2 separate regions of the Homo sapiens genome follow, and region 2 is linked to region 1. Evidence: read pairs that join two places in POLR2A ChIA-PET (ENCODE). Cell type or tissue: K562. All regions are shown on one strand. Links, peaks and the distances in the headings refer to the core of each region. The heading gives the core; the rest is flanking DNA.

Evidence for each region. ChIA-PET counts read pairs that join two places held together with the same protein. Peaks named below come from ENCODE experiments on the same cell type or tissue, not always from the same donor. Only the 100,000 strongest peaks of a DNase experiment are listed, where the experiment ranks them.
Region 2: POLR2A ChIA-PET joins it to region 1 with 5 read pairs; 4 of 35 experiments call an interaction of 5 or more read pairs at or near these places.

Annotation. Positions count from the first base shown.
Region 1 is chr17:1,323,713-1,339,349 of GRCh38, reverse strand. No RefSeq gene overlaps it. Among named protein-coding and RNA genes, the nearest start is that of TRARG1, 52 kb to the right of the region's middle. In K562, for the core only: a CTCF peak has its summit at 6,621 (motif pointing right); DNase peaks (open chromatin) are centred at 6,609 and 7,479.
Region 2 is chr17:1,468,446-1,478,446 of GRCh38, reverse strand. It overlaps MYO1C (myosin IC), which reads left to right. Exons shown (of 32, transcript NM_001080779.2): 11 at 1-37; 12 at 255-360; 13 at 476-556; 14 at 851-942; 15 at 3,415-3,509; 16 at 3,589-3,635; 17 at 3,757-3,837; 18 at 6,219-6,324; 19 at 6,423-6,540; 20 at 7,111-7,224; 21 at 7,300-7,376; 22 at 7,758-7,826; 23 at 7,928-8,012; 24 at 8,113-8,272; 2 more. Among named protein-coding and RNA genes, the nearest start is that of CRK, 17 kb to the right of the region's middle. RefSeq lists enhancers at 3,266-3,335, 3,486-3,615, 9,290-9,910 and a silencer at 4,426-4,515. In K562, for the core only: a CTCF peak has its summit at 5,112 (motif pointing right); no DNase peak of the experiment used is centred there.

The DNA of each region.
Region 1 (15,637 bases), core at 3,524-11,523:
CCATGATGGCCAGGCTGGTCTCGAACTGCTGACCTCAGTTCATCTTGCCTCCCAACTTTGCCTTGGCCTCCCAAAGTGCTGGGATTACAGGCGTGAGCCACCAGCCCCACCTCAGCCTCTTGAGTAGCTAGGACTGTAAGTGTGTGTCACCATGCCTGGGTAATTTAATTTATTTATTATTATTTTTTGGTAGAGATGGAGTCTCACTACATGGCCCAGGCTGGTCAGGAACTCCTGGTCTCAGGCGATCCTCCAGCCTCAGCCTCTCTGAGCACTGAGATTACAGGCATGAGCCACTATATCAGCCTGATCATTGTTTAGTTACAGTGATGCTGGTGGGTATGTAGGTGGGTATGTAGGAGGTTTAATTCTGGCTTGAGTTTGCATTTCTCTGATTACTAATGAGGTTAAGCACTTTGTAATATATTGAACATTTGGATATCTCTGTTGTTACATGCACACTTTTTGCCCGGTTTTCTGTTGGGATGTCGTTTTGATACCGATTTCTAAGCGTCTTTATTTAGTATGTTTTTGGAGTTGTTTTTGTTACTGTCTTCTTCCATGCCGTGCCTTGCTTTTTCATTCTCTTAATGATGTCTTTTGAGGAACAGAAGCCCTTAATTTTAATACAGTCCAGTTTATCCATCTTTTCCTTTAAGGTAAGCACTTTCTATGTCCTATTTAAAAAATACTTGTCTATTCTAAGATCATAAATCTTTTTTTTTTTTTTGAGACGGAGTCTCAATCTTATGCCCAGGCTGGAGGGCAGTGGCGCCATCTTGGCTCACTGTAACCTCCACCTCTCAGGTTCAAGCGATTCTCCTGCCTCAGCCTCCCAAGTAGCTGGGATTACAGGTGCGCTCCACCACGCCAGGCTAATTTTTTTTTTTTTTTTTTTGAGACGGAGTTTCGCTCTCGTTGCCTAGGCTGGAGTGCAATGGCAAGATCTCGGCTCACCGCAACCTCTACCTCCCAGGTTCAAGCGATTCTCCTGCCTCAGCCTCCTGAGTAGCTGGGATTACAGGCATGCACCACCACGCCTGGCTAATTTTGTATTTTTAGTAGAGACAGGGTTTCATCATGTTGGCCAGGCTGGTCTCGAACTCCTGACCTTAGGTGATCTGCCTGCCTTGGCCTCCCAAAGTGCTGGGATTACAGGCGTGAGCCACCACGCCCGGCCAGGTCATGAATCTTTTATGTTATTTTCTAGGAATGGTTTGCCTGTCATGGCTAGATGTAGAATCATCTAGAATCTATTTCGTGCATGGTATGAGGGAGATGGTTAAAATTTTTTCCATATAGAGATCCAATGGTCCTAGCACAATGTATTTCCTCATCGGTCTATTTGTCCTAATGCCAGTGCCACACTAGATTTAAAATAATTCAATATTCGGTAACGTGAGGCCTCCAGGTTTGCTGTTCAAGATTTTATTGGTTTTTGCATTTCCGCATACATTTAAGAATCAGTTTGTCGATTTCAGTAACAGACCAGCAACAACAGAAACCTGCTGGGATTTTGCTTATGATTTTATTAAATCTATAAATCGATCTGGGGAGCTATTAACATTTTTTTTTTTTTTGAGATGGAATCTCACCCTGTCTCCCAGGCTGGAGTGCAGTGGCGTGATCTCGGCTCACTGCAAGCTGTGCGTATCAGTAGTTTATTCCTTTTATTCCTTTCATTCCTTTTATTGCTGAGACGTATTCCATTGTTTGATATACCTCAATTTGTTTATTCACCTATTTGATGGACATTTGGGTGTTTCCAGTTTTTGTCCATGACAAATAAAGCACCTGTAAGTGTTTGCGTATAAGTCTTTATATGGGCATGTCGTTCCTTTCTTGTGGATAAATGGCGGAATGGTTGGATGGCATGGCAGGAGTATATTTAACTTTTTTGGAAACTATCCAGTAGTTTTACAAGGTGGTACCATTTGACGTTTTCACCAGTGCATATGAACGCTCCCATTCCTCCACATCATCTCCAGCACTCAGCATAGTCCGGCATTGACATCTTGCCTCTCCGATAGGTTTATGGTGGTATCTTGCACTTTTAATGCCTATTTTCTAGTGACTAGGAATTGATATTGACCATCTTGTTATGTGCCATTTGCCATCTCTATATTTTCTTTTTCTTTTTTTTTTTTTTTTTTGAGACGGAATCTCGCTCTGTTGCCCAGCCTGGAGTGCAGTGGTGCGATCTCGGCTCACTGCAACCTCCGCCTCCTGGGTTCAAGCGATTTTCCTGCCTCAGCCTCCCAAGTAGCTGGGACTACAGGAGCGCACCACCACGCCCGGCTAATTTTTTCTATTTTTAGTACAGATGGGGTTTCACCGCGTTAGCCAGGTTGGTCTCGATCTCCTGACCTCGTGATCCGCCCGCCTCGGCCTCCCAAAGTGCTGGGATTACAGGCGTGAGCCACCGCGCCCGGCCTGTTTGGGCCTTCTTTAACTTAAGTAATGTTTTGTGCTGTTCAGTGTGTACAGGTCTGTCAATGATTGTCTCACATCTTCCCCTGAGCATTTAATAATGTTTGATGGGACTGCAAATGCTTGCTTTTTACATTTCAAAGCTTTCTTTTGATTGCTCGTTGCTACTTTAAAGAAATATAATTTATTTTTGTCTATTAATATTTTAGTCTGCAACCCTGCTAAACGGACGTATTAGTTCTAGTGGGCTGCTTTCTTTTGCTTGTAAATTCCTTCAGGTTTTCTACATAATCATGTCTATGAATCTATACAGTTTTAATTCTTTTATGCGTTTATCTTGCCCACTTGCACTGGCTGGAACCACTAGTACAACTTGTGTGTGTGTGTGTGTGTGTGGTTTTTGTTTCTTTGTTTTGAGGCGGATTCTCACGCTGTTATTCAGGCTGGAGTGCAGTGGCACAATCTCAGCTCCTGCAACCTCTGCCTCCCCGGTTAAAGTGATCCTCCCACGTCAGCCTCTCGAGTAGCTGGGACTACATGCGTGCCACCAGGCCCAGCTAATTTTTGTATTTTTTGTAGAGACGGAGTTTCTCCACGTTGAGATGGAGTTTCTCCCAGGCTAGTCTCGAACTCCTGGGCTGAAACGATCCTCCCGCCTCAGTCTCCCAAAGTGTTGAGATTACAGGCACAAGCCACTGTGCCTGGCCCTGATTCTTTTTAAAATTTGTTTTTCTGGGCTGGACATGGGTGCTCAAGGCGGGTGGATCACCTGCCTCAGCCTCCTGAGTAGCTGGGACTACAGGTGCACACCACCATGCCCGGCTAATTTTTGTATTTTATTAGAGACGGGGTTTCACCATATTGGCCAGACTGGTCTCGAACTCTTTTTTTTTTTTTTTTTTTTTTTTTTTTTTTGAGACGGAGTCTCGCTGTCTCCCAGGCTGGAGTGCAGTGGCGCGATCTCGGCGCACTGCAGCCTCCGGCTCCCAGGTTCAATAGATTCTCCTGCCTCAGCCTCGCTAGTAGCTGCGACTGCAGGCGTGTGCCACCACACCTGGCTAATTTTTCTATTTTTAGTAGAGATGGGGTTTCACCAGATTAGCTAGGCTGGTCTTAAACTCCTGACCTCACCTCAAGTGACCCACCCACCTTGGCCTCCCAACGTGTGGGGATTACAGGTGTGAGCCACTGCACCCGGCCAAGTGTTCTCTTTTCACCATATCTAAGCCAACATTTATTGCTTTTTGACTTTTAAATTACAACCATTCTTGTAGGAGTAAGGTGGTCTCTCCTTCTGGTAATTTAATTTGCATTTCCTTGATGATTAGTGATTTTGAGCATTTTTTTCATATGTGTTGCCTGTTTGTGTATCTTCTTCTAGAAATATCTATTCATGTCCTTTGCCCACTTTTTTTGTTTGTTTGAGATGGAGTTTCACTCTTGTTGCCCAGGCTGGAGTGCAGTGGCGCAATCTGGGCTCACTGCAACCTCCACCTCCTGGGTTCAAGCGATTCTCCCACCTCAGCCTCCCGAGTAGCTGAGATTACAGGTGCCCGCCACCACAGCTGGATAATTTTGTGTTTCTAGTAGAGACAGGGTTTCATCATGTTGTCCAGGCTGGTCTCGAACTCCTGACCTCAGGTGACCCACCTGCCTTGGTCTCCCAAAGTGCTGGGATTACAGGTGACAGCCCCTGTGCCCAGCCGTTCTTGGCGTCTTGAACAAGGAACTGGACAAAACGCACAAAGCAAGCAAGGGAGCAGTGAGGGATTTATTGGAAATGAAAGCACACTCCACAGTGTGGGGGCAGCCCGGGCACAGGGGCTCAGAGGCCGCCTTGCAGAGTTTTTGTGAGTTTGAATACCCTCTACTTGGGGTACGCCGTATGTGAAAGGAGAGGAGGTAGGAAAGTTACAAAGTCATTTACTTGGCTTACGCCCCACGGAGGGGATGTTTCCTGTCATAGCTGAAGTGTGAATGTGCCTTATGTTCCCTGACTCCAGACCCTATTTTCCTGCCTCAAAAAGACCAACATGGCCCCATACGAGTTTCTAATCTCGGTGCTCGAGGGAATTAAGGCAGATACTCAGGTTAGTATGATACAAGGCAGAATATGATTAGTGAGATGAGGTGCAGTCATAACACGTAACATTGTATATGGATAACAGATCTATAGTAACTTACACAGTATTTTTTCATGTATTATCTGTTTTTTGGCTTCATAATAATCTTTTGGTTAAGATAGAAATTATCAGTCTCATTTTACAAAATTAAGTATTGAGACGCTTGTCGAAGGTGAAGTGGGTGTGAAATGATGCGGAATAGATTTAAATCCAGGTCATCAGGTCATCAGTCTCCCGAGTCCAGTGTGTTCTTGGTGAGACCATTCTGCTTTCCTTGCTGGTGCTTCTGCTTCACACAGTGGCACTGCCTGTCACCCAGTATTTCCGTTTTAACAGCACGACTGTCTTTTGTCTTTTTTTTTTTGTTGTTGAGACGGAGTCTTGCTCTGCCGCCCAGGTTTGAGTGCAATGACATGATCTCAGCTCACTGCGACCTCCACCTCCCGGGTTCAAGCGATTCTCCTGTCTCAGCGTCCCAAGGAGCTGGGATTACAGGTGCCCGCCACCATGCCCGGCTAATTTTTGTATTTTTAGTAGAGATGGGGTTTCACCATATTGGCCAGACTGGTCTTGAACTCCTGACCTCGTGACCCCGGGCCAATGCGCCCGGCCTCTTTTGTCTTACTGTAGTATTTGTGCAGCTAACTTGAATTTTAAGTATTTTGGGCCAGGCATGGTGGCTCACGCCTGTAATCCCAGCACTTTGGGAAGTGCTGCTTGAGCTCAGGAGGTCAAGACCAACTTAGGCAACATGGAGAAACACTGTCTCTATAAAAAATACCAAAAATTAGTCAGGTGTGGTGGCGGGCGCCCGTAGTCCCAGCTACTTGTGGGGCTGAGGCAGGAGGATCACTTGAACCTGGGAGGTTGAGGAGGCTGCAGTGAGCCGAGACTGTGCCACTGCACTCCAGCCCGGGTGACAAAGTGAGACCCTGTCTTAAAAACAAAAAAAAAAAAAAAAAGAAACTTGTTGGCTCGATTTCAGTGTTCTTCAGACTTTGGTTGGTTGACTGCATGTACTATTGCGAGGGAAAAACATTCCATTTCAATAGCTTTCCCACCCCATGTGCCAGATGCTAAATTGCTTCCACTTGGAGAAAATACTTCTACTTGGAGAAAATGAAGATATCAGGGATAATAGACAAAGGAAAAGTAAGATCCTTTGTTTGTTTGTTTCAGAATGTTGAGTTATTTGGGTGAAAAACAGTAAATAGTTAGGCCCCAAATAGAGAGGCATTAATATTTATCTATTTTAAATAGATATCATTTTTAGGGGGAAATGAAAAGGATTACACACTCTGTTCATTCAAAACTGTGAAGTGGCTCAAGTTATGTATTTTCAGTATCACTATGGTCTGTCACTTAATCTGATTTTGTATTCTCTGCCAAAAATGTTTTTAAATTTTCTGTTTTGTCCTGGGTCATATAAAAGTGGGTCTGGAGCAAAGAACGGAAGGACTGAACTATTTTTGAAAGAACGTGACCACCTTTGAAAGCAGGTGTTATTGAATATATGTGTGTTATGTGGTTTTCCATGTTTATTAATTCATTGACTTGTGTAGCAAATGTTTTATGTTTTCATAGAAAGTGCTTTATCCATGCAAATTCATTTTATTCTCCTAATGACTTTTTTCATTAGAAAAGGAATTGCAGGGCCGGGCACGGTGGCTCACACCTGTAATCCCAGCACTTTGGGAGGCCGAGGCGGGCGGATCACGAGGTCAGGGGTTCGAGACCAGCCTGGCTAACACGGTGAAACCCCGTCTCTACTAAAAATTCAAAAAATTAGCCAGGCTTGGTGGGGGGTCGCCTGTAGTCCCAGCTACTCAGGAGGCTGAGGCAGGAGAATCACTTGAACCCGGGAAGCGGACGTTGCAGTGAACCGATATCGCACCACAGCACTCCAGCCTGAGGGACAGAGTGAGACTCCGTCTCAGTCAGTCAATCAATCAATCAATCAAAGCTGTTGAAATCAGAACACAGAAGGGTCAAGACTTGTTGAGTGCTCCCCGCGTTGGAGCCAGCTGTTGGTGTGTCTGAATCTGTTGATGTGACTGATTCCCACAAGGGGGCGCTCTCTCCTAGGGTGTGTGTAGCTTGCGGCATTCACAGGTTCGGTACTGCTTTTTGTGTTTGGTAGAAGACCACCATAAAAAGTATTTTGCATTGCATCCAAAATTATATGAACACATTCTTGGGGAACACAGTCATTTTTAACGGATAGCATCTTCTAGTAGCACAAAATAAAGATGAGATGGCACTGTGTTTTTTATTGCCTCAAGAAGAAGCGGTTAGAAATGCAGTTTACTTTGAAAAGATGATTTGATGCTGAAACGAGTGAACCATTTCATTACTCCGTAACACGTGTAGTAAAACTCTTCTAGTGGCCGGGCGCGGTGGCTCACGCCCATAATCCCAGCACTTTGGGAGGCCGAGGTGGGCGGATCACCTGAGGTCAGGAGATGGAGACCAGCCTGGCCAACATGGCAAAACCCTGTCTCTACTAAAAATACAAAAATTAGCCGGGCGTGGTGGCGGGCACCTGTAATCCCAGCTACTCAGGAGGATGAGGCAGGAGAATCGTTTGAACCCGGGAGGCGGAGGTTGCAGTGAGCTGAGATCACGCTACTGCATTCCACCCTGAGCAACAGAGCGAGACTCCATCTCAAAAAACAAAAACAAAAACAAAAAACAATCGTTTCCCCAAAAGTGGCAAGTTTTTACTAAATGAATATGGCAGTTTGTGTTTTTCACCCTGGAACACGCCCTTGCGTCCTCTCTGTTTCCTGTTCTATCCTCTGTTGCGTGCTCTACTGGCTGGGGCCCCGTTGTTTTCAACCTGACTCCATGGCAGCCACCTCTGAGCCAGTGCCCTGCCTCTCATGTAACCCCTCTCAACCTACCCTGCACAGAGCTGCCTCCTTATCTTCCTCAGCAGCTTACAACTTGTCATCACTCTCTTCAAGGACACGGTGCAGCTCCCTGTTGTTTGTGACCGTGTGTGGTGGTACCCATGAGATGTCTGACCAGCCCTTTGCTTCATACGTTAGACCCAAAACACACAACAGCATGGTGGCTCACACCTGTTTTTGTTTGTTTGTTTGTTTGTTTTTGAGACAGAGTCTTGCTCTGTCGCCCAGGCTGGAGTGCAGTGGCGCGATCTCAGCTCACTGCAAGCTCTGCCTCCCAGGTTCACGCGATTTTCCTGCCTCAGCCTCCCGAATAGTTGGGACTACAGGTGCCTGCCACCACGCCCAGCTAATTTTTGTATTTTTAGTAGAGACGGGGTTTCACCGTGTCAGCCAGGATGGTCTCGATCTCCTGACCTTGTGATCTGCCTGCTTCAGCCTCCCAAAGTGCTGGGATTACAGGCCTGAGCCACCGCACCCGGCCTGGAGTTTTGCTCTTGTTGCCCAGGCTGGAGTTCAATGGCATGATCTCAGCTCACTGCAACCTCCACCTCCCGGGTTCAAGCGATTCTCCTGCCTCAGCCTCCCGAGTAGCTGGGATTACAGGCATGCACCACCACGCCCAGCTAATTTTGTATTTTTAGTAGAGACAGGGTTTCACCATGTTGGCCAGGCTGGTCTTGAACTCCTGACTTCAGGTGGTCCTCCTGCCTTGGCCTCCCAAAGTGCTGGGATTACAGGCATGAGCCACTGCACCCGGCCGGCTCATATCTGTTATTCCAGCACTTTGGGAGGCCAAGGCAGAGGGGTTACTTGAGCCCAGGAGTTCAAGACCAGCCTGGCCAACATAGCAAGACCCTGTCTCTTAAAACACACACACTAACCAAATACTTGGAGACATGGCAGGGAACGGCATACACTGGGGCCCGTCGGGGAGAGGGGCAGGGGAGGGAGAGCATCCGGAAGAATAACTAATAGATCCTGGGCTTAATACCCAGGGGATGGATTGATCTATGCAGCAAACCACCATGGCACATGTTTACCCATGTAACAAACCTGCACCTCCTGCACAGGTACCCCAGAACTTACACACACACACACACACACACACACACACACACACCCCAATACAATTGTGTTCACTTACTGAGGTAATGGTACTTGCTTTTTTTTTGGTTTGAGACAGAGTCTCACTCTGTCATCCAGGCTGGAGTGCATTGGTGCGATCTCGGCTCACTGCATGCAACCTCCGCCTCCCGGGTTTAAGCGATTCCCCCTGCCTCAGCCTCCCGAGTAGCTGGGATTACAGGTGCCTGCCACCACACCAGGCTCACTTTTATATTTTTAGTAGAGAGGGGGTTTCGCCATGTTGGCCAGGCTGGTCTCGAACTCCTGAGCTCAGGTGATGTGTCTGCCTTGGCCTCCCAAAGTGCCGGGATTACAGCTGTGAGCCACTTTGCCCAGCTGAATCGGATACTATTAGGCTATAAGAAAGTCACTAAATTACTCGAGTTTCGTTTTTTTATCTGCACAATGGGCTGTAGCAACTTTGCGAACTTGTAGAGACAACATCAAATAAAGGATCACCAGGGTACAAAATTCCTCAGAATGTTCTCAAGAAATAATGTGGGGGCCCGGGCAGTTTTCCACTAGACTGCCAGTCCCCGGAGAGCTGGGGGGCATGTGCTGTTCATCTCTGTATCATGTGCATGAACTTTATGCAGAAACTGTCATGTCACTCCTGAATTAGGCTCAACCCATCTCGGAGCCCCTATCCTACTGGGCTACCAAAAGTGAAATCAATCTTAGTCATACTGAGTCTCCTTCCCTTTGCCTCTTGCGTTATGCAGAGTTCCCAAGAGTCTTTCACCGTCCGGGCATTTGAGGAAAACACTCAAATCCACACTGGACCCCCCTGAGATGCTGCCAACTGAGCCACGTAATCCCTTGAAGCTGCCAGTGTCTGAGAGAGGTCTCTGCTAAGGATGCCCTGGGTTTTTGGTGGGCCGCATCCCACCGGTCAAGGGGCTGGCACTCCCAGGGGAACTGTGAGGGAGGGGACATAGGCGGGAGCAGTCACAGGTTGGCACCAGTGGCCTGTCCTCCCCACCACTCCCTAGTCTCCGGGGAAGCTCTATGGAGTTCCCTCTGCCTCCCAACGTCCTGCCCTCCCACCCCATGCCGGAGTTGCTTCTCCTCTCTCGGTGGGGATGGGAAGGCAAAGGAAGGAGAGGCTGACCCCCTCATAACTCACCCCGGGGCAGTGGCCTCAGCATCTGGCACACTGTCTGCATTAAGTGGTTGCTGAGTGACTGGGGAAAGGAATACAAGCAAACGCTGTCGGGTTTTAACACCAATTTGCTTGTGTGCATGAGCTCAGGACCCAAAGCCCATCTTCAGAGGTGGTCCTGAGTCACCTCCTGCTGACCCCATAGAGCCGGAGCGGGCACCTCTGCAGCTCCGTGGACTAACCCTCTTCCTTAGAACTGTGGGGTACTGGGTCAGAGTCCTTCCAGCTGTCTCTGTGGGGTACTGGGTCAGAGTCCTTCCAGTGGTCTCTGTGGGGTACTGGGTCAGAGTCCTTCTAGCAATCTCTGTGGAGTACCGAGTCAGAGTCCTTCTAGCGGTCTCTGTGGGGTACTGGCTTAGAGTCCTTCCAGTGGGCCCTCTGAGGTACTGGGTCAGAGTCCTTCCAGCAGTCTCTGTGGTGTACTTGGTCAGGGTCCTTCCAGTGGTCTCTGTCGGGTACTGGGTCAGAGTCCTTCCAGTGGGCCCTCTGGAGTACTGGGTCAGAGTCCTTCCCATGGTTTCTGTGGGGTACTGGGTCAGAGTCCTTCCAGCAGTCTCTGTGGGGTACCGGGCCAGAGTCCTTCCAGTGGTCCCTGTGGGGTACTGGGTCAGAGTCCTTCCAGTGGTCTCTGTGGGGTACTGGGTCAGAGTCCTTCCAGTGTTTCTCTGTGGGATACTGGATCAGAGTCCTTCCAGCGGTCTCTGTGGGGTACTGGGTCAGAGTCCTTCTGGCTGTCTCTGTGGGGTACTGGCTCAGAGTCCTTCCAGCTATCTCTGTGGGGTACAGGGTCAGAGTCCTTCTGGCTATCTCTGTGGGGTACTGGGTCAGAGTCCTTCCAGGGTTTCTCTGTGGGGTACTGGATCAGAGTCCTTCCAGCGGTCTCTGTGGGGTACTGGCTCAGAGTCCTTCCGGCTATCTATGTGGGGTACAGGGTCAGAGTCCTTCCGGCTATCTCTGTGGGATACCGGGTCAGAGTCCTTCCAGTGTTTCTCTGTGGGGTACTGGATCAGAGTCCTTCCAGCAGTCTCTGTGGGGTACTGGCTCAGAGTCCTTCCGGCTGTCTCTGTGGGGTACTGGCTCAGAGTCCTTCCGGCTGTCTCTGTGGGGTACTGGGTCAGAGACCCGTGCCAGGCCACTTCCTCCTTGTTTTAAAACCTATGGGAGGGACTGCATAACGGGTATGGTGATTTCTTTTGGAATCATGAGGTGTTTTCAAACCACGTAGAAGTGGTAGTTACACAAATGGGAATGTACTCAATGCCACTGAATTGTGCCATTTATTTATTTACTTTTTGAGACGGATTCTTACTCCGTCGTCCAGGCTGGAGGGCAATGGTGTGATCTCGGCTCACTGCAACCTCCGCCTCCCAGGTTCAAGGGATTCTCCTGCCTCACCCTCCCTAGTAGTTGGGACTACAGGCACCCACCACCACGCCCAGCTAATTTTTGTATTTTTAGTAGAGACGGGGTTTTGCCACGTTGGCCAGGCTGGTCTCGAACTCCTGACCTCAGGTGATCCACCCTCCTCGGCCTCTTGGCCTCCCAAAGTACTGGGATTACAGGCGTGAGCCACCGCACCCAGCCAGAATTGTACACTTTAAAAAGAAAACAAAGACAAAAACTATCTTTCTTAGTTTAAGCTACTATAACAAATTACCATAGACTGGGTAGTTTGAACAACCTATATTTCCCACCGTTCTGGAGGCTGGGAAGTCTGAGGTGAAGGTGCAGGCAGACCCAGCGTCGGCCGAGGGTCCTGGTTTGCAGATGGACACTCCGTCCCCACCTGGCAGACAGCAGAGACAGAGAGACAGAGCAAGCCTCGTGTCTCTGTTTTTTGAGACGGAGTCTTGCTCTATCCCCCAGGCTGGAGTGCAGTGGCGTGATCTCGGCTCACTGCAAGCTCCGTCTCCCGGGTTCAGGCCATTCTCCTGTCTCAGCCTCCCAAGTAGCTGGGACTATGGGCTCCCACCCCACACCCGGCTAATTTTTTGGTATTTTTAGTAGAGACGGGGTTTCACCGTGTTAGTCGGGATGGTCTCGATCTCCTGACCTCATGATCCACCCACCTTGGCCTCCCAAAGTGCTGGGATTACAGGCGTGAGCCACCGCGCCAGGCCCCCTATATCTCTTCTTAAAAGGTCACTAAGCTTGGCCAGGTGCGGTGGCTCACGCCTATAATCCCAGCACTTTGGGAGCCCGAGGTGGGTGGATCACCTGAGTTTGGGAGTTTGAGACCAACCTGACCAACATGGAGAAACCCTGTCTCTACTAAAAATACAAAATTAGCCGGGTGTGGTGGCGGGCGCCTGTAATCCCAGCTACTCGGGGGGCTGAGGCAGAAGAATCGCTTGAACCCAGGAGGCAGAAGTTGTGGTGAGCCAAGATCACACCACTGCACTCCAGCCTGGGCAACAAGAGCAAAACTCCATCTCCAGAAAGAAAAAACAAAAACAGCCACTAATGTCATTCATGAAGGCTCTGCCTGCCTGACCGAATCATCTCTCAAAGCCCCACATCCTAATACCATCACATTGGAGGTTCAGATGTCCACATATGAATTTTTTTTTTTTTGAGACGGAGTCTTGCTCTGTTGCCCAGGCTGGAGTGCAGTGGTACGATCTCTGCTCACTGCAAGCTCCGTCTCCCGGGTTCACGCCATTCTCCTGCCTCAGCCTCCCAAGTAGCTGGGACTACAGGTGCCCATCACGACGCCCGGCTAATTTTTTGTATTTTTAGTAGAGACAGGGTTTCACCGTGTTAGCCAGGATGGTCTTGATCTCCTGACCTCGTGATCCGCCCTCCTCGGCCTCCCAAAGTGCTGGGATTACAGGCGTGAGCCACCGCGCCCAGCCGTCCACATATGAATTTTAGAGGGACACAAATATTCAGTCCATAACACTACCTAAATGGTCCTTCCTGTTTTCTTTTTTGTTTTTGAGATGGAGTCTCACTCTTTTGCCCAGGCTGGAGTACAGTAGCACAATCTCGGCTCATTGCAACCTCTGCCTCCCAGGTTCAAGTGATTCTCTTGCCTCAGCCTCCTGAGTAGCTGGGACTACAGGCGGGCGCCACCATGCCAGGCTAATTTTTATATTTTTAGGAGAGATGGGGTTTTCCCATGTTGGCCAGGCTGGTCTCGAACTCCTGACCTCAAGTGATCCTCCTGCCTCGGCCTCCCAAAGTGCTGGGATTTCAAGTGTGAGCCACTGTGCCCGGCCCAGACTGCATTTTTAAATTATTTGAATTATGTTTTTAACAAGAGAAATAGGTTGCTTTGAAAACATCAGTATTGAAAACATGTTTCTTAATGGATGGATGGAGACTGTTCTGTTTAGCCAAGAGCACTTCAGAAGCTCCACTCTGGTAGGAGATTGGAGCACTGAACCATTAATGGAGCCGTGAGCCCTGTGCATCGGATCATATCCGATCATTTATGGTGGTGCACAGTTGGCGACTATGGCGTCTGGGCCGTGGCTCCTCTGGAACCCCATCAAGCACGACTTGATATTTATATTTAACTGAACATGGTTCCAGCTTTTAAACTTCCTGCTGAAGGTGACCTATGCAAAGAGAACCCAAGAGTGGCTCTCCCAGCTCGCCTCGGATAAGGGTCTTGCTAATTTCCCTTCTCACAGCCGCTTTCCGCTTCCAGCACGGCTTCCCACCCGGGACACTGTCTAGGCGTGTAGGTGCTATGCTGTAGACGCTAGGTAGGTAAGTGCCTCATCCAAGTTGATACCCTTTTAAGAAAGCAATGGAGAATTCACAGTAAATGCTTGATCTTGTAACACCTCTTTGTGACTCTATTCTGGTCCTGCTGTTTGATCCAGCCCATTTATTAGTTCATAAAAATTTCACATAAACTAAATTTCATCTCCTAGGCTGAGTTCTATCAGATTAATATTTAACTCCAAGGAAATGTGGACATTTGCCTTAAAGAAGTTGTTTATTCCAGGAAAGAATCTATATTGTTATTATTTGAATGTCTTTGATTATGGTATGAAATTTTATTTTAGCCCAAAGCTCCCAGCAATCTTCTGTTGAAAATGGCAAATTTTCATGGATCAATCCACTGGTCTAGCATCTAAGCATTTTTATTACATTTTTTTCTGACAAAATCAATATGTGTTTATTATAGAAAATATGGATCAAGGCCGGGTGCAGTAGCGCACGCCTTTAATCCCAGAACTTTGGGAGGCCGAGGTGGGTGGATCACCTGAGGTCAGGAGTTTGAGACCAGCCTGGCCAACATGGTGAAACCCCGTCTCTACTAAAAATACAAAAATTAGCCGGGCTTGGTGGCAGGCACCTGTGATCCCACCTACTTGGGAGGCTGAGGCAGAAGAATTGCTCAAATGCGGGAGGCAGAGATTGCAGTGAGCCGAGATCGCGCCATTGCACTCCAGCCAACAAGAACGAGACTCTGTCTCAAAAAAAAAAAAAAAAAAAAAAGGATCAGATAGAAAAATAAAAATACAAGGAAAATAAAAATTATCTGTTTCCCCAACATTCTATGATAATAGCTGTTAACACTGCATATTTTTGTTTTAAATGTCTAAAAACTTCCAAGCATTTTTTTTTTACAAAATTGGGATCATATGGTACATCCATTTTTCATGTAACAGCATGCATAGCTTCTCGTGTCATTAAACTTTCATATGAAGCATACTTTGTAATGGCTGCATTGAATTTTATTATGCAGATGCCCAACCCCTGATTAATTAACTTTTCAAATATAACCAACATCCTATGTTTAACTTTAAAGTGGTTTCCAATTTTTATTCCATTAAAATAACCAAGCAACACTTGATTTTCCTTTTGAAAAATCTTGAAAGCAGGATACATTCTCCAACTGCCAGACTGCCGTTATATCTACAGCCCTGTGGTTTCTGAGTGTGTGAGTGTGTGTGAGTGTGTGTGTGTGTGTGTGTGTGTGTGTTTTATGAACTGGGCTCCGTCGAGTGCTCCAATTGGCTGAGAGGAATGTCTGGGCTATTTCTTGACCTTGTGGATATAAAAAGTAGAGAGGCCAAGCGAGATGACCCTGGAGTGGAGGGTAGCACTGATCTCTTTAGAGAGCGCCAGGAATAGTTTTCATGGAGGTAGGGTAGAGGAGGTGGATGACCCCGGAAACAGGGCGGAGGAGGCAGATGACCCCGGAAACAGGGCGGAGGAGGCAGATGACCCCGGAAGCAGGGCGGAGGAGGCGATGACCCCGGAAGCAGGGCGGAGGAGGCGATGACCCCGGAAGCAGGAGGCGATGACCCCGGAAGCAGGGCGGAGGAGGCAGATGACCCCGGAAACAGGGCGGAGGAGGCGGATGACCCCGGAAGCAGGGCGGAGGAGGCGATGACCGGGAAGCAGGGCGGAGGAGGCAAATGACCATGGAAGCAGGGCGGAGGAGGCAGATGACCTCCTTTGCAAGGTTCCTTTTAGACTCAAAGTCTTATGGTTTCCATAGTGCTACCTATTCTTTGGAACACTCCACCTCCTGTTTGTCCATTCATTACTGCAGGCATGCTCAATCCTTTTTACATGTTAGCATCACCAGCAAAAGCGGGGTTTTAAAAACAGCAGTAGCAATGCCAGAATCTACTTCTCCAGTGCTGTTGATCCAATTTTGATCCAATTAGACTAAGGTGGAGCCCAGACACTGTGTGTGTGTGTGTGTGTGTGTGTGTGTGTGTGTGTGTGTGTGTTTAAGCTCTTCCAATCTGCAGCCAGGGTTGAGAACTTCTGCTTTATGGCTTTTTTTTTTTTTTTTGACGGAGTTTCGCTCTTGTCGCCCAGGCTGGAGTGCAGTGGTGCGATCTCGGCTCACTGCAACCTCCGCCTCCCGGGTTCAAGCGATTCTCCTGCCTCAGCCTCCCGAGTAGCTGGGA
Region 2 (10,001 bases), core at 2,002-10,001, 140 kb before region 1:
TGGATATTTATGGCTTTGAAGTGTTTCAGCATAACAGGTCGGTGCCATCTTTCCCCCGTCTCTCCTCCCGGTCTCCTGTCCTGCTCCCTCTCTTCTGTCCTCCAGCCTCTCATTCCTGCCCTGTGACTCCCCAGCCAGCCGGGGACTGTCTCTGTGTTTCTCACCTCCTGTGCTCAGGGGCGTCGTCCAGCTTTTCCCCTCTCCTGGTCCTGTGTCCCCACTGAGCCACTGTGGGCTCTTCTCCTTCCTTACAGCTTTGAGCAGTTCTGCATCAATTACTGCAACGAGAAGCTGCAGCAGCTCTTCATCGAGCTCACGCTCAAGTCGGAGCAGGAGGAGTACGAGGCAGAGGGCATCGCGGTGTGTGCTAGCCTGGGGGCACTCTCCGTGGGCCACGGGGAGCCTGGGTATCGGGGCCCCTGGGAGAGGGTGCCAGGACCCCACGGTGATCCCTTCCTTCCCTTCTGCCCCTCAGTGGGAGCCCGTCCAGTATTTCAACAACAAAATCATCTGTGATCTGGTGGAGGAGAAGTTTAAGGGCATCATCTCGATTTTGGTGAGTCCTCTGCGCCTCCAAGGCCTGGTGCTGGAGGCTGGGTGGGAGGATGTCCCCCTTCTCCGTTCTCTCCAGGCTGGTCCACGGAGGGCCAGAGTTTGGGGCTGAGTAGAGACAGGGCAGAGCTGTGAATGGAGGATGGAGGGAGGTGCCGCCCCAGTTGGAAGCTCTCTGTGGAGACTCCCTGTGATCTGCCCCTCCCCTGTGTCTGTGCCTCCCAGCACGGTGACCCCAATCCTCTGTGCGCTCTGACCTGTCCCCCATACGTCCTTCCCCCTGTGCCACACCCCCCAGGATGAGGAGTGTCTGCGCCCCGGGGAGGCCACAGACCTGACCTTCCTGGAGAAGCTGGAGGATACTGTCAAGCACCATCCACACTTCCTGACGTGAGTGGGGCTGCGGGGCTGCTGGGGGCAAGGGCTCACTTGCAGCAGAGCCTGCGGAGTGCAGGAGTCCCTCCGCCATCACAAAACACCAGCCACAAGGAGGTGACCAGGGACGGTGCTGAGTTAAGGACCCCTCACATGTGTCCAGAAACTAAGAAGCTTAGCCAGGCATGCTGACACGCCTGGAGTCCCATCTATGCAGAAGGCTGGGGCAAGAGCATCACTTGAGCCCTGGAGTTTTGAGGTTGCAGTGAGCTAGGATCAACCCACTGCACTCCAGCCTGGGTGACAAGAGCGAGACTCCGTCTCAAAAAAAAAAAAAAAGGGAAAAAAATAAATAATGAATTTTTTAAAAAAGAGAAAGAAGGCCAGGTGCAGTGGCTCACGCCTGTAATCCTAGCACTTTGGGAGGCTGAGGCGGGTGGATCACCTTAGGTTAGGAGTTCAAAACGAGCCTGGGCAACATGGTGAAACCCAGTCTCTACTAAAAATGCAAAAATTCGCTGGGTGTGGTGGCAGGTGCCTATAATCCCAGCTACTCGGGAGGCTGAGGCGGGAGAATCGCTCGAACCCGGGAGGTGCAGGTTGCAGTGAGCCGAGATCGCACCACTGCCCTCCAGCCTGAGCGACAGAGTGAGACTTCAACCCCAAAAAAAAAAACAAAAAACAAGACACTAGTAGCCTGGCTTCCTCCTTCTTCTTGTTTGAGAATGAAACTTGCTAAGATTTTTCATCTTCCTTGTTTGGAAATTGATTTTTATTGAAGGAATCCTCTGAAGTGGGGAGAGGTAGAAACAGGAACAAGCGCCTCTGTCCAGCGCGGTCTGATGCATGCTGTGCATGTCGTCGCTTCACCTGCAGCTGCTCCTTGAGGGGTTCTTGGTGTTTTCTCACTGAGACTCCAAGAGGCGAAGTCATTTCCCCAAAATTAGCTCTCATCTGGGTTGCCGAGCTGGGGTCAGTGCCAGGGCTGTTGAATGCCAAAGCCATGAGTATTTTTTGCATAATAATATATTGAAAATTTGTTTCTGGATGGGCGTGGTGGCTCACGCCTGTCATCCCGACACTGTGGGAGGCCTAGGTGGGCAGAGATCACCTGAGGTCAGGAATTCAAGACCAGCCTGGCCAACATGGTGAAACCCTATCTCTATTAAAACTACAAAAATTAGTCAGGCGTGGTAGTGGGCACCTATAATTCCAGCTACTTGGGAGCTAGGAGAATTGCTTGAACCTGGGGGGCGGAGCTTGCAGTGAGCTGAGATGGTGCCACTGCACTCCAGCCTGGATGACAGAGTGAGACTCCGTCTCAAAAAAAAAAAAAAGACTTGTTTCTAGGAGTCTCTCTGAATCTATTCGGGTTTAGGGGCTGCCTGATTCATTAAATAATAAATACTAAAAACTTGTTCCTGATTATAAAAATAATATTGCTTATTACAGCAAAGTTGGAATGTGCGCAAAAGCCACCTGTGATCCCGTCGCCCAAAGGCCATGGCTGTTAACTGTGTGAGGCATTTCCCTCCTGCCTTTTTCTATGCATTTTTTTTCGTAGTCGAGAACTTGTGTATAAGGCTCAGGGTAAATATCCTGCACATTTTCCCGTATCATCAAACAACATTTTCCTCAGAACACTTCCTGGAGCGGTTCTGACCCACAGATACTCCCCTCTCTCACCCAGCCCTTCGGGGCCCCTGGCCAGCCTCCCAGGTTTCTGCTGGAATCACAAGGCTGCCACAAACATCTCCGTGCCTTCAATCTTTGTCCGTGTCTCTGGTTAGCTGCTTGAAATAGTTCTTAAAAGCAAATGGGTGAAAGGGTATAAACACGCCTAAGACTTAAGTGCTCTCTTGGGGCAGCAGATTCCATTCTGAAAAGTAGTGCGCAGCTCACCACCCCTTCTGAGCAGAGCCCGCAGCGGCCGAAGCAACGAGAGTTTCCCTCCCTGCAGCGTACCCTGGCCGTCAGGAGGCCCAGGTCCCGGTCCTGGCACTGTGTGGCCCTGGCCAAGGCCATCTACCTCTCTGAGCCTCCATGGTCCGCTCTGATCAGGGAGGCCACTGGCCCTGCCTGGCCTGCCTCAGTGACCCAGCCCTGGGGGTGCACCTGCTCTTTTTTTTTTGGAGTGTAGTGGCACCATCTCGGCTCACTGCAACCTCTGCCTCCCAGGTTCAAGCGATTCTCCTTTGTCAGCCTCCTGAGTAGCTGGGACTACAGGCGCCCACCACCACGCCTGGCTAATTTTTGTATTTTTGGTAGAGATGGGGTTTCACCATATTGACCAAGCTGGTCTCGAAGTACTGACTTTGTGATCTACCCACCTCGGCCTCCCCAACTGCTGGGATTACAGCCGTGAGCCACTGTGCCCGGCCTGGGGTGCACCTGGGCAGCTGGTTCCTGCTCCTGAGGCCCTTTCAGCAGGCAGAGGGCTTGGCTCAGGCCGGCAGCCATCTGCAGCTTCCTCCCTGTCACCCCCAGGCACAAGCTGGCTGACCAGCGGACCAGGAAATCTCTGGGCCGAGGGGAATTCCGCCTTCTGCACTATGCGGGGGAGGTGACCTACAGCGTGACCGGTGAGGATCCTGGGGCTGTGTCCCCACAGGGGCCTGCGGGGAGGCTCTGTCTCACCTCACGTCGGTTCTCCCCTCCCAGGGTTTCTGGACAAAAACAATGACCTTCTCTTCCGGAACCTTAAGGAGGTGAGGAGGACGTGGGGAGGCCGGGGTGGGGGTGGGGATAGCCCACAGCTCTGCACCTGTGTCCAGGAGCCTGTCCTGCCTGTCCCTGTGCCCCACCCTGACCCCGGCTCTGCCCACACAGACCATGTGTAGCTCAAAGAATCCCATTATGAGCCAGTGCTTTGACCGGAGCGAGCTCAGTGACAAGAAGCGGCCAGAGACGGTGAGGAGGTGGCGGGACCGGGCGCAGGGGTGCATGCGCCTGAGTGTGCATGAGGGCCTGTGTGAGCCTGGGAGCTGGCAGCGTGCGTGTGAACGCGTGTGAGCCCGTGCACATCTGCAGGTGTCTGTAGGGGGCTGCCTTAGGTGCCTCTTTGCCTACTTTTTTTTTTTTTTTTTTTTTTTGAGACAGGGTCTCGCTCTGTTGCCCAGGCTGGAGTGCAGTGGCGCAATCTGGGCTCACTGCAACCTCCACCTCCCTGGTTCAAGCGATTCTCCTGCCTCAGTCTCCTGAGTAGCTGGGATTACAGGCGCCTGCCACCATGCCCGGCTAATTTTTTGTATTTTAAGTAGAGATGGGGTTTCACCATGTTGGCCTGGCTGGTCTCAAACTCCTGACCTCGGGTGATCCACCTGCCTCGGCCTCCCAAAGTGTTAGGATTACCGGTGTGAGCCACCACGCCTGTCCCTGTTTGCCTACTTGTGTGTGTGTGCTGTGTCTATAGTGGAGTCGTGTGTCTTCAGTGTGGGCTGTGTCTGTAGGGGAATCCTTGTGTACGTCTGTCTCTGTGGGTGCCCATATGTTGACAGCTGCCTCTGTGCGGTTGCTGTCATGTGTCTACCCACTCAGCAGACATTTATAGCAGACACTGCCAGGCACTGAGGTACCACAATGAGTGGGTGTGCCTGCAGCAACATGTGCACAGGGTGCTTTGCAAACTTAGAAGAGGGAACAGCAAACGGCCTGACGGGGCGGAAGGGGTGAGGGGTTGGGGAGGCTCCCTGGAGGAGGAAGCATTGGAGATGACTTGGGAATGTCAGATGAACCTATAGTGAGGGCCCAGTCCAGACACAGAGAGTCTAAAAAGGCCATGAGGTGAGCAGGAAAGCGATGGCATCAAGGAGAAGGACCGGGGGAAAGGCAGGCATGGCCAGGGTGCCAGATGCAGGGAGGGCTCCAGCGAGCTGAAGGCGGAGGTACGGCTGTTGGGCTTGGCAAAAAGAGGGTCAGGGGAGCCCCAGAAGAGTGAGGTCAGTGAGTCCATAGGGAGGTGGAAGCCAGACTGCCTGGCAGGGAGGGCATGCAGGCGACATGCTGCCCAGGGTGTGGCTCACTGTGCCCCTGCCCGCTGCTGCCGTCCACCCCACCCTCTCCCGAAGCACCACATCCTCCCGGCCCTAGCGTCTCCCTGCTGAGGATGCCTACACACCCTCCCGCCCAGGCCTCTCCAGCAAGCCACAGACTCGTGTATCTCATCCTCTTCCCCTAGGTGGCCCCAGGGCACCCTAGATCCCACTGGTCTATAACAAACGGGCCCTTGGTCTGCCCCTCCAGGCTTTCTCCTTCTTTGACCCAGTCCCCCAGGCCAGAAACCTGGGTGTCATCCCCTTTTTTGTTTTTGTTTTTGTTTTTGAGACGGAGTCTCGCTCTGTCACCCAGGCTGGAGTGCAGTGGCGCGATCTCGGCTCACTGCAACCTCTGCCTCCTGGGCTCACGCCATTCTCCCACTTCACACTCACGAGTAGCTGGGATTACAGGTACCCGCCATCGTGCCCGGCTAATTTTTTTATTTTTGTAGAGATGGGGTTTCACCATGTTGGCCAGGCTAGTCTTAAACTCCTGACCTCAGGTGATCCGCCCGCCTCGGCCTCCCAAAGTGCTGGGATGACAGGCGTGAGCCACCGCGCCCGGCTCCGGCCCCCTCGTTCTTTTCTCTCCTTGTCTCCCTTGTCCAGCCACTGGATCTTGCCGGAGTACTTAGCAGCTCCCCCTCAGTCCTTCCCTGTAGCCACTTCACCCGCCCCTCCTCCTTATCCTTTAAAGCTCAGCAGAGCGTCATTTCCAGAAGACGTCACCTGGTGCCCCCTAACCCTCAGACTGGATGAATTGTCCCTTTGTGGGGCTCTCAGAACCCACAGGCATACACCTGCTACTCTCGGAACACCGGGATTGTGAGTCTTTGCCAAGGAGCGTGCTCCTCCGCCAGGCCTGAGATCCTTCCAGGTCCCGCAGAGCAGCATACCCAGATACTAGCTGAATGCGTAGCATGGGACATGCTGTTTAGGAACGCAGCCCTGAAGTTCTAGAAAGAAAAAGAAGGGCCACTAAAGGGAGGTGTAGCACTGAGGTTGCTGGGAGACCTGAGCAGGAGTTTTAGGCTGGAGTGAGGCTCGTAGACTGAGGTCTCTCGCCCAGCCAGAGGGGTAAGGGGTGGAGTCTGGCCCCCTCCTCTGCTGCGAGGAAGCTGTGGTGGGAGGAGTAAGGACCAGGCAGAATCAGAGGCTGCTGCGCGCGTCACCAGCCAGGGGAGTGGGGTACTCGCTGCTGGGGTCAGCAGCTTTAGCCCAGCTCCGGCCAACCTCCCATGCCTCTTGGCTCGCCAGGTCGCCACCCAGTTCAAGATGAGCCTCCTGCAGCTGGTGGAGATCCTGCAGTCTAAGGAGCCCGCCTACGTCCGCTGCATCAAACCCAATGATGCCAAACAGCCCGGTAGGCCCCTCCCACGGGGGACTTCGGGGCCGGGCCTCCCCTGCAGGAGACAGGCCGTCAGCGCCAGCCCGCTGACCACGGCGCTCCCCCTACCCCAGGCCGCTTTGACGAGGTGCTGATCCGCCACCAGGTGAAGTACCTGGGGCTGTTGGAAAACCTGCGCGTGCGCAGAGCCGGCTTTGCCTATCGCCGCAAATACGAAGCTTTCCTGCAAAGGTGGGGGCAGGTCCTGCTCGGTGCCAGGGAAGGGGAGCGGGAGGGTAGGAGCCCCTAGGTCCCATGAGGGCAGACAAGGGTTCTCGGCCCCATTTTAGAAATGCGGATGCGGAGGCCCTGGGCTGCCCTTGGTGGAGGCCCTTGGTGCTGCGGTCCTGACATCAGGCTGGGTGGAAAGAATACCCGGCTCCCCCAGGCCGTGCCCTCCAGGAGCACCCGGTCAGGGGTACAGGAGGCCTCCGTCCACGTGCCGGGCACCAGAGGCAGACAGCAAGCCTTGTAGGGCAGCTTCCAAGGGGCTCCGAAAGGGTGGAGCAGCTTTGTGGTTCTTCTGAGTCGGGGGCCTGGGGGGTCAAACTGAATTTCATCTCTGCCACTTTCTAGTTACTTGGCCTTAGGTAGATAAGAACGGTTTCTTCATCTTTAAAATGGGGGCAGTGACCGAGTGAGCCTCCTGCTAGCTGTGAACGAGTCAGTGGGAGCACCCAGCAGGTGCCCAGAGAAAGCTGATTGGGGTCCCCAGGGCAGGCTGCTGACTGGGGTGGGAGCCGCGTGCATTCCTGTCCCCAGGTACAAGTCACTGTGCCCAGAGACGTGGCCCACGTGGGCAGGACGGCCGCAGGATGGGGTGGCTGTGCTGGTCCGACACCTGGGCTACAAGCCAGAAGAGTACAAGATGGGCAGGTGGGTAGTGTCCGTGCCGGGTGCCTGCGGGGAATGGGAGTGGCAACCCCGGGCTGATCACTACTGCTCTCCCAGGACCAAGATCTTCATCCGCTTCCCCAAGACCCTGTTTGCCACAGAGGATGCCCTGGAGGTCCGGCGGCAGAGCCTGGGTGAGAGAGAGGCCTACCCTTCCTGCTGCACGGGGTCCCTTCTGGGAAGCAGGGAAGTCACTCCCTTGGGCTCCTTCTCCAGGGAGTCCACCCCTCCCTATCAGCTCCAGCCCCACGCCCAGCTCCAGGGAGTCCTTCTCCAGAGAGTCCAATGGCCGACTTGGAGCCCCTCCCCACCAGCTCCAGCCCCACGCCCACCATCCCACCCGCCGCCCCCCTTTTCCGGGCAGTCCCCACATTCATTCTTCTTCACCACTCTCCTCCTGCTCGTTGGTTCCTTCAGCCACTCTCCCATTCATGCCACTCGTGGAGCGCACACGGCACCAGGCTCCCAGCTGGCTCCCCGCGCTCTGGCCAATTGCCTTTCTTTCCCAACCGCAGCCACAAAGATCCAAGCTGCCTGGAGGGGCTTTCACTGGCGGCAGAAATTCCTCCGGGTGAAGAGATCAGGTTCGCGGGCCCATGGGTGTTCAGGAGGGGCGGGGTCTGGGGCCAGGGGGGGCCACCATGGTAAGAAGATAGAGTTCAGCCATCTGTGGTCTCCACGACAGCCATCTGCATCCAGTCGTGGTGGCGTGGAACACTGGGCCGGAGGAAGGCAGCCAAGAGGAAGTGGGCGGCACAGACCATCCGGCGGTGAGCGCCAGGGTGCCTTGTGGGGGCTGCAGAGCAGGGCGTGGGGGGTGGTTCACCGCCAGGCCCCTCACCCCCAACCCTGTCTGGCCCCCCACCCCAGGCTCATCCGAGGCTTCGTCCTGCGCCACGCCCCCCGCTGCCCCGAGAACGCCTTCTTCCTGGACCATGTGCGCACCTCTTTTTTGCTAAACCTGAGGCGGCAGCTGCCCCAGAATGTCCTGGACACCTCGTGGCCCACGCCCCCACCTGCCCTGCGTGAGGTCTGTGGGCACCCCCTGCCAAGTTAGGGACCATCATAGTACACAGCAGAAGGGTCTGATTTCTTCGGGCCAAAGGATTGGTCAGGGAGGGCTCACGGAGGGCCCGGACCAGAGCTGAGCAGTGAAAAGTAAGGTCTCTTTTTTTTTTGAGATGGAGTCTCACACTTTCGCCCAGGGAGTGGCATGATCTCGGTTCACTGCAACCTCCGCCTCCCGGGTTCAAGCGATTCTCCTGCCTCAGCCTCCTGAGTAGCTGGGACTACAGGCGCCCGCCACTACGCCCGGCTAATTTTTTTATTTTTAGTAGAGACGGGGTTTCACCCTGTTGGCCAGGCTGGTCTTGAACTCCTGAGCTCGGGTGATCCACCCACCTTGGCCTCCCAAAGTGCTGGGATTCCAGGCGTGAGCCACCGCGCCCTGCCGAGTAAGGTCTCTTGACCGGAAGCGTCTCCAGATGGAGGGGGTGTTACTTATCCAAAGGATGCAGTAGCATATGTTCGATGTCTTCAGAGGGAAGGGCCCAGGGTGTCCAGGACCTCTGACCTCACTCCTCCCCTTAGGCCTCAGAGCTTCTGCGGGAGTTGTGCATAAAGAACATGGTGTGGAAATACTGCCGGAGTATCAGCCCTGAGTGGAAGCAGCAGGTACGGAGAGCGGGGCTGGGTGAGGATGAGGAAGTGGAGTCAGGGAGTCGCAAGCATTGCTCAAAGGGTGTCCGCCTGGAGGGGCATTTACCCCGGTCTACCGTATTTACCGCGTTCTACCGTATTTACCCCGATCTACCGTATTTACCCTGGTCTACTCTATTTACCCCAGTCTACCGTATTTACCCCGCCTACCGTATTTATCTCGGTCTACTGTATTTACCCCACCTACCGTATTTACCCCAGTCTACTCTATTTACCGCAATCTACTGTATTTACCCCGTCTATAGTATTGACCCCGGTCTACCGTATTTTGCCCTGCCTACCATATTTACCCCGCCTACCGTATTTACCCCGGTCTACTCTGTTTACCCCGGTCTGCTCTATTTACCCCGGTCTGCTCTATTTACCCTAGTCTACCGTATTTACCCCGGTCTACCGGTGACCTCAGTTGGATGCCAGGCCCTGCTGGGCCTCGTGTAGGAAGTGGACACTGGAGTACAGCTGGGGTGGCCAGTAGGGTTCATATCGTGGGCCAACTGCCCTTGATTGGTAGAGACTGCTCAGAACCCTGTGTTGAAAAGTCTGCGTCTTCACTCGGGTCGATTGGTGATATCTGCCCTGATTACAGGCATTGGTTGATGTGCCGTGTTTTTGCCAACTCAGTATTGGATGATGCTAAAGGGCCCACCCAGTAACCTTGAGTATTAGTGATCTGCTGCTTACAAGACCCCAAGCTGGAGCTGAGTCTCAGGGCCACCAGGGCCTGATGGGGTGGGGAAGCATTACCAAGGCCAGTTTCAAAACCCCGCAGTGCCTTCATGACCCCGCTGGGGAGTGCTTGGTGGCGGCAGAGGGTCAGGAAGTGGAGGGTTGATGGGCGTGTGGGGGGCAGGGCTCAGCCTCCTGGTGCTGAGCCAGAGAGGGACCAGCAAGCGGGTGAGGGAGGCTGTCTCAGGTCCTAAGGCTGGCTCTGCCCCCCCAAGATGGTGCTCCCCACCATGACACTCTCCTCACCCCCCTTGTCTCCTCAGCTGCAGCAGAAGGCCGTGGCTAGTGAGATCTTCAAGGGCAAGAAGGATAAT